2 separate regions of the Homo sapiens genome follow, and region 1 is linked to region 2. Evidence: chromatin loops called from intact Hi-C (ENCODE). Cell type or tissue: PC-3. All regions are shown on one strand. Each heading gives the region's core, and the rest is flanking DNA. Links, peaks and the distances in the headings are about the cores only.

Region 1 (6,738 bases), core at 2,123-4,622, 74 kb after region 2:
TCCAGTCTGACTTCATTGACCACAGAGCTGGGAAAAGATGTTTAGCCAGCTTCAACCATGCACAATGGTATCTTGTAAGAGAGGTTAGACTTTGTTATATTTTTGACCAAAAAAAAAATTTTGCCATATTTGCTACCAGATATGTTGGCAGTGGTCCCAGACAGGAGGAAGGTACTTCTAAGAAAGAACTGCATTCAAGGAGGACACCAGTTGTGGAAGGAGGAAAGGTTGAAAAAGGGGAGATTAATTATAGGCATTGAGAGGCAGCGGGGATAGATACTATTATCCTTTTCCTTAATTTTTTTCATAGTGCCTTGCATTGCACGAGCGGGCGGGCGTTGATGTTTCTCAACAGACTGGCCCTTGCCTGCCACTGCTTGGTGAACTGGCTGAGCATAAGGCGGCTGGCCGGGCTGCTGTGCTGCACAGGTGCTGCTGCTGCTGTCGAGACCCACTCTCTGGGTGCTCCATGTAGTGCTGGAACCTGGGGCGTTTTGTCCAACTGCTCTTTGGTAACAAGTGTCCAGACCTCAAAAATCAGTGTCAGTGTTTGGCATCTTCAGGTTTTGTTTTTCAAAATCCCAGGTTACCTACCTGTCATTCTCAATCGGACATTCACATTTAGCATATTAAGATTCTGAACCATGGGAACAATTATAAAACTTCTCAAGCCAGTCCACATCCCCCTAACACAGAGCAAAGAAAAAATGCTTTCAACTTAAGAGAGTTCAGGAAATATTTTTTAATTCTTATTTTTAAGTTAAAAATCGAAAAGGCTTTGATTTTAAGTCTACTGAGTAGACAGTTTGAAGAACTGAATGGCTTTTTAAAGTGAGGCTGGTTTAAGATAATATTAGAACTTTGCATTTGTATTCTTCAAACACCAATCCACATAGAATTTTACTTCAGTTATCTGGCTACATGAATGTTTTAAAAACAAAGGATAAGTGCTTGAGGGGATGGATACCCCTTTCTCATCATGATTATTTCACATTGCATGTCTGTATCAAAATATCTCATGAATCACACAAATATATACAACTACTATGTACCCACAAAAATTAAAAAAAATTCCTGTAAGACTTTTTTGTCAGTGTAATTTCACATATACAAAAATAATAGTCAGAAAAAATTATTTGCTTTGTTCAAAGATTCTTTGTGCCTGAATAGTCTATATACTAAACTGTTACATTCCTTTTACAGCCTAAATTTCACTAGATCTGAGTTCTTGCCTGTTCAAGGATTATGTGCTGAGCCATGAGTGTCTGTAGAAATATGAATCTCTGTGTGTTTAACTGTACTAAATAGATGTAAAATATAAATATTCACAGGGGCCACAGTTAAGAATTGATCAAAAAATACACTGTGTGTTTTTTGAATGTGTGTTATTTTCTCTCTGCTTCCCCTCTTACTCCTCGTGTCCCTCTCTTTCCTTTCTGCTCTTTATCCCCACACCTCTCACCCTTAACCACTGGTCCTGCCCTGCCCAATAAAGCCTCTGCACCTTCCTGCTTGTAATTTGTCGCTAATCAGCTGTCACTGTCATCGCCATGATGAGAGGTTCATCTCTGGCTGAGGGTAATGGCCTTAAAAGTCACACAGTCAATGTCAATGGGATCGCTCCAATTCAATCACTGAGCTGAATGAGGGATGGCACCTGCTGACATTAGCACTCATTTTGAGCTCAAGCATCTGGGCCCCAGTAAATAACCATCAGTGGGTGGGTCTGGGGGACAGGTCATTAGCCCCACGAAAAATAAATATCGCTTCCCTTGATGGCTGCAAGTAATTTAGCTCAGATGAGGAAATTTCACCCTAGATTAAGTATGATGAGCCAATATCAGTCAGAGGAGGCCAAACAGTGAGAGCTTGATGAGATAGAGGGAAATTTATATTCAGCTGGCTGCATGTGAGATGAGCTCAAAGAAACAACATACCCTTCTGGCCCATCTTCATGTGCACACTCAATGGTGGGCTTATCTCATTGCTTGCCTCTTCTTCTTGTTTAATATGTTTTGGGGAGGAGGGGGTTTTGAAGACTCCGCTTTGGGAAACTGAAGGCTAGATTTTGGAAGGATGAAAAAGGAGGAATGAAAAAGGAGGGCAGGGTTTAAATTTTTCTCCACGTTGCTTTTGTGACTTTGTCCTCTAGCATGTAATGTCCTAGCTTAGCCCTTTTGCCAGAACTTGGCTGGTGGAAGGGGTTTGCCTTGCCCGCAGGCTCTCACTTCCAGACCTCCCTTCCTGAGAAAGCAGACCCAGCTTTAATTGTTTTGGAGGCCCTGGAGGCTCCTTTCCCACTTGTAAATGGGATGAAAGTGACAGGTTAGGTAGGCTGGATCACTCCTTTTTGATTTTTAGGAAGGAAGAACCACCACATTTCATTCACAAGAACATCATTTTATTTGTCCCACTGATGTGATCCATCAAATCCAGACGGGTTATTAATAGAAGGTCTCTATTAGAAGCAGTTTAGCTCACTTTAGAATCATATTTTATATCTGTAGGGACCTGCCCTCGGTCCACCCTCTCCCTCATTGAACTAGATGTCTCTCAAAGCTGAGTGGACCAGCTTCTCAAGCAGTTTCTTAATATAGATATTGTTTCTCGTGCTGCCTCCTTTCATAATAGACTGTGGTGAGGGTTTCAGTAGGGCATATACTATCTGCCATTAAAATATTTTGTAAGTCATATGTGCATCTGATAATTAGCCAAAAACTTTACAGTATTTTTTAAAAGCAAGGTTTTGTTACCTGACTGGCATATCCAAATTTTGTTTTTATGATTTTCAGACCAATTTTATTACAGAGAAATGGGTCACAGCAGCAACAGTCATGGTAAAGAATGCATGCATGTAGGGTAAAAGGGCATCTTGGCAGAGGCATGCACTGGTGCAGCTGGAGAGCTCTCACCTGGGAGAGAGGATCAGTCAAGGTCTCTGTGAAACCTCTCACCTGTGTAAGAGTTCAATAGATATTTCTGGATTGAATTCATAAAGACCTGCTGTGATAACTAAATGCATCACATATATGAACTCACGGCACCTTGTTTACTTTATTAAGAACAATGATTACAATTGTAAATATAGAAATATTAAGTAATCATTTGTTCCTGACCTACGGTGAGTGCTCCACAAATATTTGATGAGTGACTGTTAAACAAATATTTGCTTTAAGTCTCCTAGACTGTAAATTTTAGAGGGATAGAGAGACTGAGTCTGTGTCCAAGTGCTGTATTCCTGGCACCAACTTAGGAGATGCCGCATAATAAGTGCTCAATAAATATTTGACAAATGAATAAGTAAAAATTTTTGCTGTGTACTTTTATATGTCAGGCACTATGTGAGGGTCTAAAAAGTATGGTCTATGCAAGATGGACTTTATTATTTGGCTGAAGAAAAAAAGATATCCACATACATGACAGTTAAGAAAGTAAGCTTGTGAAAGAGATACCCATTTTTATATTATAATCTGGTTGCTTCTGTGTTTACCAAAATGTAAAAGGAATTAAAGAAGAGAGTACCATTGTAAAACTAAGGCCCTTGAAGAATTCCTGTAGGAAAGAAAATGTGTTCCTGGATCTATGGGAATCTGTGTACAATGATTTTGTTTGGCTCTTACTAGGTAAATGTCGCCATGATATGTTCTTGTGGAATACACAAGACAGTTAAAGCTCTTCTGCCCCTTTAGTTAGTAGATGTTTGTCAAAATGGAGATTCACAATTTTGTGATATATGTAGAGAAGGTATTTTATCCATTGTACAGATGACAGAGGTAGAGGAGATAAAGAGACTTGGTCAACATACCAGACAAAGCTGAAAATAGAGCCCAAGTCTTTATCTACTAAACAGGTAAGGGAATAGAGAGCGACACAAGTGTTAAATCAGTCAAGTCTAATTTAAATACAATATCATCATTGTTGTCATTAAAGGTATCCACACAGATAGAAACGTGATATCGCATTTACAAAATAATTATTGTATTATGGATTTTTATTATAGATACTTTTGTGTGCTTCTATCAAGAAAAAATACTAATCTGCCAATATGTTCTGGAACCATAGAGGATAAAGTTTTCCGAGTCAGGTTATTTGAAGATACTAGCTGTGCTTCCAGCAGGCAAAGTGAAGAGGCGATCAAAACAATTATCCCCATACTCTCTATTTCAATAATCTGAAGTCAAAGAAAATTTCTTTTCTACCAGGATTTTTGGTCTGAGCAGATTATATTAATCAGAATATTTATATTTTTATTTTTGAAGGAAACTAGGTGACTCAGATTCTATACTTTCAATTTTTGGAAGAAATGAATCCAGAATAATTTGCATAACTGGTATTTCTAAAATGTAGAATTGAATATTTCTATAAATTAATAAAAATCATTTCATGCTAATTTTGGGAATTAAATTATTTTCTTGTTATTAGAGTATGTCCATGGTAAAATTTCTGATAAATCATATTTATCTTGAAAGTGTTTATGTTATTCTAATATTTTAGAAGATGTATACATGCAGATATAGATGCTTCATATATCAAAGTGGAAGTTGTTTCAGAATCAAATGGTGCTGTTTGTGTGACTAGCAGGTTGTTGGTTTTCTCTGATTCCTCCCCCCATTCTAAAAAATTATAGTCCAGTTTTTACTGTCTTTCCGTGTACCATGTCTTGATGTGAAATCTACAGGGGCCCAGGGATTTAATTTCTTATATATTTGTTTGTCTTTTAATACTTAACTGTAATCACATGATTTAGCCTCACTTGGTAATTCAAAAGTGATTTTTCTTATTTGGTTGTCTCCTTTTGAGAAGGTTTTGTTGCTAAAGATAAGAGGTACCAGAGCCAAGGGTTTAAGTCTGCTGATAGATATAGATGCAACATTGGTAACTCAGATTTGGTCACTTTGGTATATGGGCCAGTGTTACAGCTTAAGAGTCTTATGCTGCTTAGAGTCATTTGAATGAATTGAGGCCAGGTATTAAGTGTGTGTGAATGTGTGTGAGTATGTCTGGTAAACAGATGAAAGAAATGGAGGATTAATTGGCTTAAAGTTTTTTTTTATCATTTTTTACTAACTCTTTGTCACCACATTAAGGTGTTGACTTTCACTTGAGAAAGAAAGAAAAATTTTGGCAAGGGGTCAGGGAGAAACCAAGAATGAGAAGAAAAAAGTAGATGAATCAAAAAGGAAATAAGAGGAAGTATATATATTCTTCCAAGGAAATAAATATTTATCTTTCCAAGATAAATATTATTAATCAGAAATTTTACATATATATTTTACATCTATAAGTATAAATATATGATAAATAGAACAATGACAAACTAAGCTTGTATAAAGGCTCCTGTAGTGGGTGGGAGTTCTATATTCTAGAGGTCAAGAAGCAAAGTGCTGATAACTTATGTACATTATTCTATCTAATCTTCACAATAATAATCTTATTCCAATATTACACATGAGCAAACTGAGGCTCAAAGAAGTTAAGTAAATTGTCCAAGCGCATGTAGTTAATAAAAGGCTGAGTCATACTTGGAACCCAGGTCTCTGATCACAGAGTCCTCTGCTTTTAACCACTGCATTTAATGAATGTTTGTTCAGTTGGAATGAATGTCTAGAAATGCAGATTTTGTTTTAGGCTTTTGGTTTATGTGACCGCATATATAGGTGGCTCATGCCTGTTATCTCAGCACTTTGGAAGGCCAAGGCGGGCAGATCACGAGGTCAGGAGATCGAGACCATCCTGGCTAACACGGTGAAACCCTGTCTCTACTAAAAATACAAAAAATCAGCCAGGCATGGTGGTGGGCACCTGTAGTCCCAGCTACTTGGGAAGCTGAGGCAGGAGAATCGCTTGAATTGGGGATGCAGAGGTTGCAGTGAGCCGAGATCATGCCACTTCACTCCAGCCTGGGTGATAAAGCAAGACACCCTCAAAAAAAATAAATAAATAAAAAATAAAGAAAAAAGAAAATGACTGGAACATATCTTTGGAATGACTTTAGGAAATATATCTTTTAGGTCTCATCATGGAAAGGAGGAGGTTTTGCTGAAAAAGTAGGAGGCTGCAGTGTATTTTGAGTTTGGCAGAGAAGTTGGTGTAAACTTGTAATATTAAACCATATGAAACGACACCACCATGGAAGAGGTGAACACTTCTTCCTTTAGTCTTTGATAATAAGATTATTCTGTCTTCCTTATCTTTGAAGAAATTCACACAGCCTAAAAATAAAGGATGAGAATGAAATAGACCTGTATTTCTCAGAACTTAGTAAAATGTGGCTACCTCTAAGTTATTTAGTATTTTTGGATTATCCATACTTCACGGGCTCTTTTTTAACTCTTGTTCTGAATTTCAGATGTCACTTTCATTTCTTATTGGTCAGCACAGAAGAAGGAGTAACATTTGGCTTAGCTAGTTGTTAGCAGGTATTAGTAGGAGAAGGTAACGTTAACATTACATGGTTAAATGAGGTTTAGGGATGATTCCATTTTTTTTCTTTCCTTTTTGCATGGGTACCTGAGAAATCTTGATTATGCAAGTTTGAAAATAAGCATTACATATTTGGTTTTTTGAAATAGAAAATAAAATGGGAAAATTTCATTTATAGTAGCAAAATTATAGAAAATATCTGGTAATCATTTTATTTTTAATTTGTTTATTTTTTAATAATTTCAACTTTTATTTTAGATTCAGGGAGTACATGTGTGGGTTTGTTACATGGGTATATTACATGATATTGAGGTT
Region 2 (6,738 bases), core at 2,713-5,212:
CAAATTTATTATTGGTCTGTTCAGTTTTTCACTTTCTTCCTAATTCAGTCTGGTCTGTTCAGGTTTTTACTTTCTTCCTAATTCAATCTTTGGCATTGTGTGTTTCTAGGAATTTATCAATTTCCACTTGATTTTGTACTTTGTGTGCATAAAAGTGTTCATAACAGTCTCTGAGAATCTTTTGTGTTTCTGTGCGATCAGTTGTAATGTCATCTTTGTCATTTCTGATCGTTCTGATTTGGATTTTCTCTTTTTTTTCTTTGTTAATCTGGCTAACAATCTACCAGTCTTGTTTATTATTTCTAAGAACCAACTCTTGGTTTCATTGATCTCTTATATGGACTTTTGGTTCTCAGTTTTATTCACTTCTCTCTCTCTCTTTTTTTTGTATGTTATTCTAAAACTACAGATTTCTCTCCTTCCATTCTCAGCCATATTTCTAGAAACAGTCTACATTTATTGTCTCCATTTCTAACTTTCCTTTTGTTCGTTATCTCATGGCAATCTGACTTCTTACCCCTCTCTCTCCCCTGGCCTGTATGAAAACTGTAACATTGAATTTGCCACACTGCATGGGAACTGCCTGCTTTCTTATAGGTATTTACAACAAGATTTAATGTCTTTTAAGGAGTATTTATTCTATTTGTAGTACCAGTGCTTTAGGTGTGATATCTCTCATCTATCTATCTATCTATCTATCTATCTATCTATCTATCTATTTTATTTTACTTTTTTGAGGTAGTGTCTCTGTTGCCCAGGCTGGAATGCAGTGGTGCAAACATGGCTCACTACAGCCTCAACCTCCTGGCCTCAAGCGATCCTCCTGCCTCCACTTCCTGAGTAACTTTGGTCACAGGTATGTGCCAGCATGCCTGGCTAACTTTTTTTTGTATTTTTGTCTTATTTTTATTTCAGAGTTCCCCTCAAAAAATAACCTACTTTTTATTTTTTATTTTTTTTGTAGAGACACGGTTTCCCTATGTTGCCCAGGCTGGTCTTGAACTCCTGGTCTCAAGTGATCCTCCTGCCTTGGCAAAATGCTGGGATTACAGGTATGAGCCACCATGCTTGACCTCTTTTTTTTAATTAAACTTTTTATTTTGAGGTCATTGTAGACTCATATACAATTTTAAGAAATGACAGAGATCCCTTGTACCCTTTACTCAGTTTCCTCCAATAATAACATCTTGAAAAGCTATAGCACAATATTACAACCATGATATTGACACTGATAACAGTCAAGGTGCAGTATCATTCGCCACAAAGATCCATTACCACAAAGATCCCTTATGTTGTGGATTCAGCCACACATACTTTCTCCTGCCCACCCATTCCTTAACCCCTGATACCACTAATTTGTTCATTTCTATGATTTTGTTGTTTTGATAATGTTATATAAATGAAATCACACAGTATGTAACCTTTTGGGATTGGATATATCGCAGTTTGTTCAATCATTTACCTGTTGAAGGACATCTGGGTTGTTTCCAGATTTGGGTTATTATACAGGTTTTTGTGAAAATCGAATTTTTCTTATCTCTGGGATAAATTCCCCAAAGTGCAATTGCTGGGTCACGGTCAGATGGTAGTTTCATGCTAGGGTTTACGATAAATACCCAACAGTTTTACAATAAATTTTCTATAAATAAAGAAGTGAACAAATAATGTTATACCAAAATCTTTAGAATGAAGATTGGGCTTGAATAAATGTATTTTTACCATCTGCACAGACAATCCTATTAACTACAAAAATGACATTCTAAATATTCTGAAACATAATACAAAGCAGAAATCAATAAAGCTTAAATGTGAGGGATAAGCTTATTCATTACTCTAGGAGTCAGGGTTTTTTAGCCTAAAATGTATTTATAGTAATAGTGAAGTCTGATTCACCAGAAATGATGTACAGACATTACACTATAATATTTAATCTCCAAATGGCTACACTTTGAAAATTAGATCTAAAACCCCCACAAATGATAAACATAACTTGATAATCAGTAATGTATATTAAATAAGTAACCACATGCTCTTTAAAGATGTTTTCCTGTTTTTATGGTGGTCCATTACAGTGTTCCATTTCAGGGTGCTCCATCAGAGTTCTTGCCTTGGGTTACATCATCTCATCCCAATGCCAAGCCCATCTTTTCATTTGAAACTCACAGCCAGCACTTACAATAAGGGTCTTCATGTATCATAGAAGGAACATGTGCTAGACCCAGATGGACGTGAGGCTGAATCTGAACAATATAACTTACTGGCAAGTTATAGAATTTCTCTTGGTCTTGATTTTCTCATCTATTAGATGAGGATAAGTCTAAACAACCTAAATAACTTGACAGGGCTTAAAGTCACACGAAATAACATATACAAAGTACCTGGCACTGAAAAAGCATCAATAATATTCAATTCCCTTCACCTATGGCATTTTAAATTTTCCGAGGAATAAATTCCAATGTTTATTTATAAATGTTGCCCAAATTTGTAGTGGGTTGTTACAGATCATTCTTATCCAGGAGATTTGAACGTGTAAATTTAACAACCCAATCATATCCAAGGAAATATTCAAAGGCAGTTGATGCAGTTTCCACAGGGCCTTCTTAAAATTAGAGATAGATATTAAAATAAAGAAAAAAAACTATGCCTCATTGAAAAAGTTTACATTTTGGGATACAAACCCTATCTTCTTATTACTTGTTTTCTTATATTTTCTTCGGTATGAATATATACACTCCAGTTCAAGAAAATGAAGGGATTTTTTCTTAATTTGGGCTGATGTATTTTTATTTTTAATAAATGCTGTCAGAAACAGGACCACCATTTGCAGAGCCCAGAATTAAACAAACACCATCTTGCAGAATGGTTAAGAAAATGCATCAGGAACCACTAATAGTAGAAATCACCTCTTATAACAGACAGGAGTAGTAGCTTGCAATAATCTCATATCTGATTTGAACTTATAAAATTGAGGAAGTTCAGTGGTGGCTTCATCATCTATTTGCAGTGTAAAATTTAGGAAAATATGCATAAAAGATGAAAAATGCAAGTTAACATAATGTTTCATTTTTCAGTGGTGTTTTGAATTATTATTGGGAGCCTGTTTGTATCAGAGAAAAGAATGAGAAGAGACATTTATCAAGAATTTAAAGGAGCTACTCTATAGTAAAAGATGATTGGGTACATCTTCAATAGAATTCTTTAACTCTATTGTGGCAAATTGAGAAATAGGTTGAAATAATGGCGTAAAACCAAAAAAATCAAGGTTGGCTCTGCTCTTTGGAGTACCAGGTACCACATACACCACAAGGCCCTGCCTAACTCAGAAGATCATCTCCATTAGTCCAACACAGAGACCTAAATGATTGTTGTGTCTTCAGAAATACCTCATGAAAAAGTGTTCAAATTACTTTGGTGATGAGATCAATTAGCATTTGTCGTGAAATCATTTACCAGATTAGCTAGTCACTACCTAGGTTAGAACCCTGAGAAAATAAAGCACAGGCAGTTTAGTTTTGTTGAGAGTAAGGGGGATTGTGGGAAGTTCCTAGCATGAAGTATTTATAAGGAAGAAGGAAGGAGGAGCTGAAAAAGGAGGTGGGAGACAGGGAAAAGGAAGCAGGAGCATCCTGGAGTCTTAGAGGATCAACTGGCTGTAAACTTTTGAAAGACAGGAAATATGGTGGGTTCACCATTGTATGCAGGTTAAATATCACAGCACCTGGGACATAGCAGGTGCACAAAAAAATATTTATTGAACAGATGAAAGAACGTATGTTCTAAAATGAGGGCTGGTATCGATTCTGAAAGGGGCGGAAGGAGAGCATTCCAAAGTAAATTTATGTAACAAAGTTTTCCTGGCCCTGGCCCTGCTGAAGCTTGTAGAGCCATGGGTATGAATATAAGAGGCTGTGGAATTTCCTTCTGTAAGATCTTTAAAAATGGTATAGATTCTTACATATCTGGAGGGGTTCCTATGAAAACCAGGAGAATGATCTGAATAATCTGAATAGCCTCTGGTTCTTTCTTCCTTGGGCTTTTGATTTGTTTTTGTTTTTCAATTTCAAGAGATGCAATGCAAAATTATATATTGCCATAATTACTACCATGCAAATAACAATAATAATTTATTGAGTTTACTGTATGCCAGACAACTTGCTGAGTGTGGAATCTCCACTAATGAATTGTCTCATTTTTATTAACTCTGAGGATTTTGTCAGTTATTATACAGTCCTCCTGCAGATGGCACTCTTCTCCTGCAGAATTGTCACCTCTTGCGCTCTGGACTTGAGCCTTACACTGAGATAGGGATGAGAAATGAGTGATTTTAAGGTTGGTACACTATGATTAAAAAAAAAATTATCTATATATGATTTGAAATTCCTAAATATGAATAATCCAGCCCATTAGAAATTTAAAGAGTTTTTAAAATACGAAACTTAAGTTCACAAAATTTTTCAATGGCTTTGCAGCTTTGTCTTTATCTTTATCATAACGGAACATAATTTGCTGTTCTATTTTCCTCAGGAAAACTAAACAAAGAATGTTTTTTGACAGGCAAGCTTCAGCTCAGAAGATGGATAAATAGCTCTTCCCCTCCCCTATGCTTCACTTTGAACTTCCCTCTCTACCTAATCTCTGGCTCATCTTTCCTCTTTTGGAGGGCCCAGGGTGATTGAGCCTGTCGAGATGAATAGCTGGTGAAATCTGACTGGTTCCTGGGTGGGCCACTGTTCATCAGGCTCACCTGGTCCAGCTGGGACTCAGCTTTTCCTTCCACAGTGTGGCCACAGCTAGCGCTGAGTACAGGCCTTCGGAAACCTGCAGGTATAGATGGGTAAAGCAGAATTAACAACATGCCCAGAAATAGCAATTTCGTTATTACTATTCCACGGTATTTACAAAGACACTGTTTTGTGCTTGCATAGCTTTCTTTATGCTTCTGGGCAAATGTGTAAAACATTTTTAGCTCTTATGTGGCTCCGGCAAGTCAATATGTCACCTCCAGTGATAGCATCTAGTTGTCTGGCACACATGTGAAACATTTAGAATTATATAGCTCAGAGCTCTGGAATTGGTATTACCTATTTTATCAGATGCCTGTGTATAGCGCTATAAGGCACTGCTTCTTAGAGTATGATCTATTGATCATCTGCTTGTGAATCACTAGGATGTATGTTAAGAACAACAAAAATAAAACAAAATCTTAGACCTGCCTTTCTTCCCAGCTGCATAACCAGACTATGAAGGATTTAAAAGAAACTGTCATTCTTGCCCTCACTAAAGCTTCAGAACCATGAGAAAACAGTGCTTTCAGGAGCTAGCAGTTCCCTGAGCACAAATTAAAAGTCTGATTTTAGTACTGGCCTCCAACTACTATCCTTTTCCACTTGGGGATATCGTTAGTGATCTCCCACTCTTTTTATTCTCAATTAATTAAAGCTTATCCCCAGAGTCTTTATTCAGTAAAGATGATCTGAGAATCCCCCTAAGTTTAGTGCTTTTTAATAAGGTCTCCACTGCTTGCTTAAGGGAACTCTAAATTCCAGCACGCTTCTTTCTTCTGGATTAAGGGCTGGCGCAGTCAGGATCTCTTGTGTAACTTTGTCCTCCTCCTACCCACATCTGTCTGGTCTCTTCTGGCCACCCTCTTTTCCTTCGTACTAGCAAGCAATGATTGTTTAAGATCTGATCCAGTGTCCTTCCTCAGAGGAGAATTCCTCGAATCCTCCTGGAAGAGGTGGTTGAACAGTCAGAGCAGTTACTGCACTGCTCCGTAACTTGTTTCCTATCATCTTGGAAGTAGTTCCCATCTTATTTGAATCCCTGGTATTAAGCCTAGGGCCTTGTAAATAGTAAATGCTCAGTAGATGTGTATTGACTCACTCAAAGATTAAAAAAAACACCTTTCACTTCTGTTCTTGTATAAAATTATAAACCAAATGTTAATAAGTGAGCTCCTTGAGCATACACCCATGGCTTTTTCGTCTGTTAACATGAACAAATGAACTTGTGAAAGAAAATGTTCTTTTCCATATACAAACAAAATGTTATTTCCATATACAAACTTGAGACACCGTGGACACTAAGGATAGGGGCCATATTTCATTCATGTTCATACCTCCAGCTCTTAGCACAGTATGTAGCACGTAATAGCACTTGCTAAATGTTTGCTGAAATAAAATTCAAGAAGCTACCCACGAATCACTCTATGTTACCTCAGGCAGTACAGGAGAAAAGGCAGCCTCACTTTTACATATGTGCCTGGAACGTTCTCACAAGCAGAGAGTTAGTTAGAGGGCTTGTCCTAGGTGCTGCAGCTATTTAGAGGTGGATGCCAGACTAGAAATCGGGGCCGTTCAGGTTTAGAGGAGTCATGCCTCAGCAGGAACAGGTGGAAAAACAATCTTTTTGAGCAGGCTGTAACGCAACATATCGTTGGTAGGGGGCAATGCTGGCACACAATATACATGAAAGAGGCCGACTTTCAGAAGAGGAGACTTGGGAAAGTTTAGGGTATCCTTTGGAATCAATGGATGGAACCATGACCAGTGTAACAGCAACCACAACCAGCACCAGAGCCAGAACTAGCACCACAACCACCACCAATATTAATGGCCATTTATTTCATGATTGGTGAATGGCAGCACTGATTTTTTAGAACCGAAGTCTTCTGATTTTTAGTTTGATATGGTTTTTGTTACACTGTGCTATTTTTTTAATAGAGTTTTTTGTTTGTTT

What was found. Peaks named below come from ENCODE experiments on the same cell type or tissue, not always from the same donor. Only the 100,000 strongest peaks of a DNase experiment are listed, where the experiment ranks them.
Region 1: it touches region 2 in a loop (3-fold over the local background); 2 of 110 quality-filtered maps call a loop at or near these places.

Annotation. Positions count from the first base shown.
Region 1 is chr4:79,022,334-79,029,071 of GRCh38, forward strand. All of the region lies in intron 2 of LINC01088 (long intergenic non-protein coding RNA 1088), which reads left to right. Among named protein-coding and RNA genes, the nearest start is that of LINC01088, 54 kb to the left of the region's middle. In PC-3, for the core only: no CTCF peak of the experiment used is centred there; a DNase peak (open chromatin) is centred at 3,158; H3K27ac peaks cover 1,133 bases.
Region 2 is chr4:78,947,821-78,954,558 of GRCh38, forward strand. No RefSeq gene overlaps it. Among named protein-coding and RNA genes, the nearest start is that of PAQR3, 12 kb to the left of the region's middle. In PC-3, for the core only: a CTCF peak has its summit at 4,233 (motif pointing right); no DNase peak of the experiment used is centred there.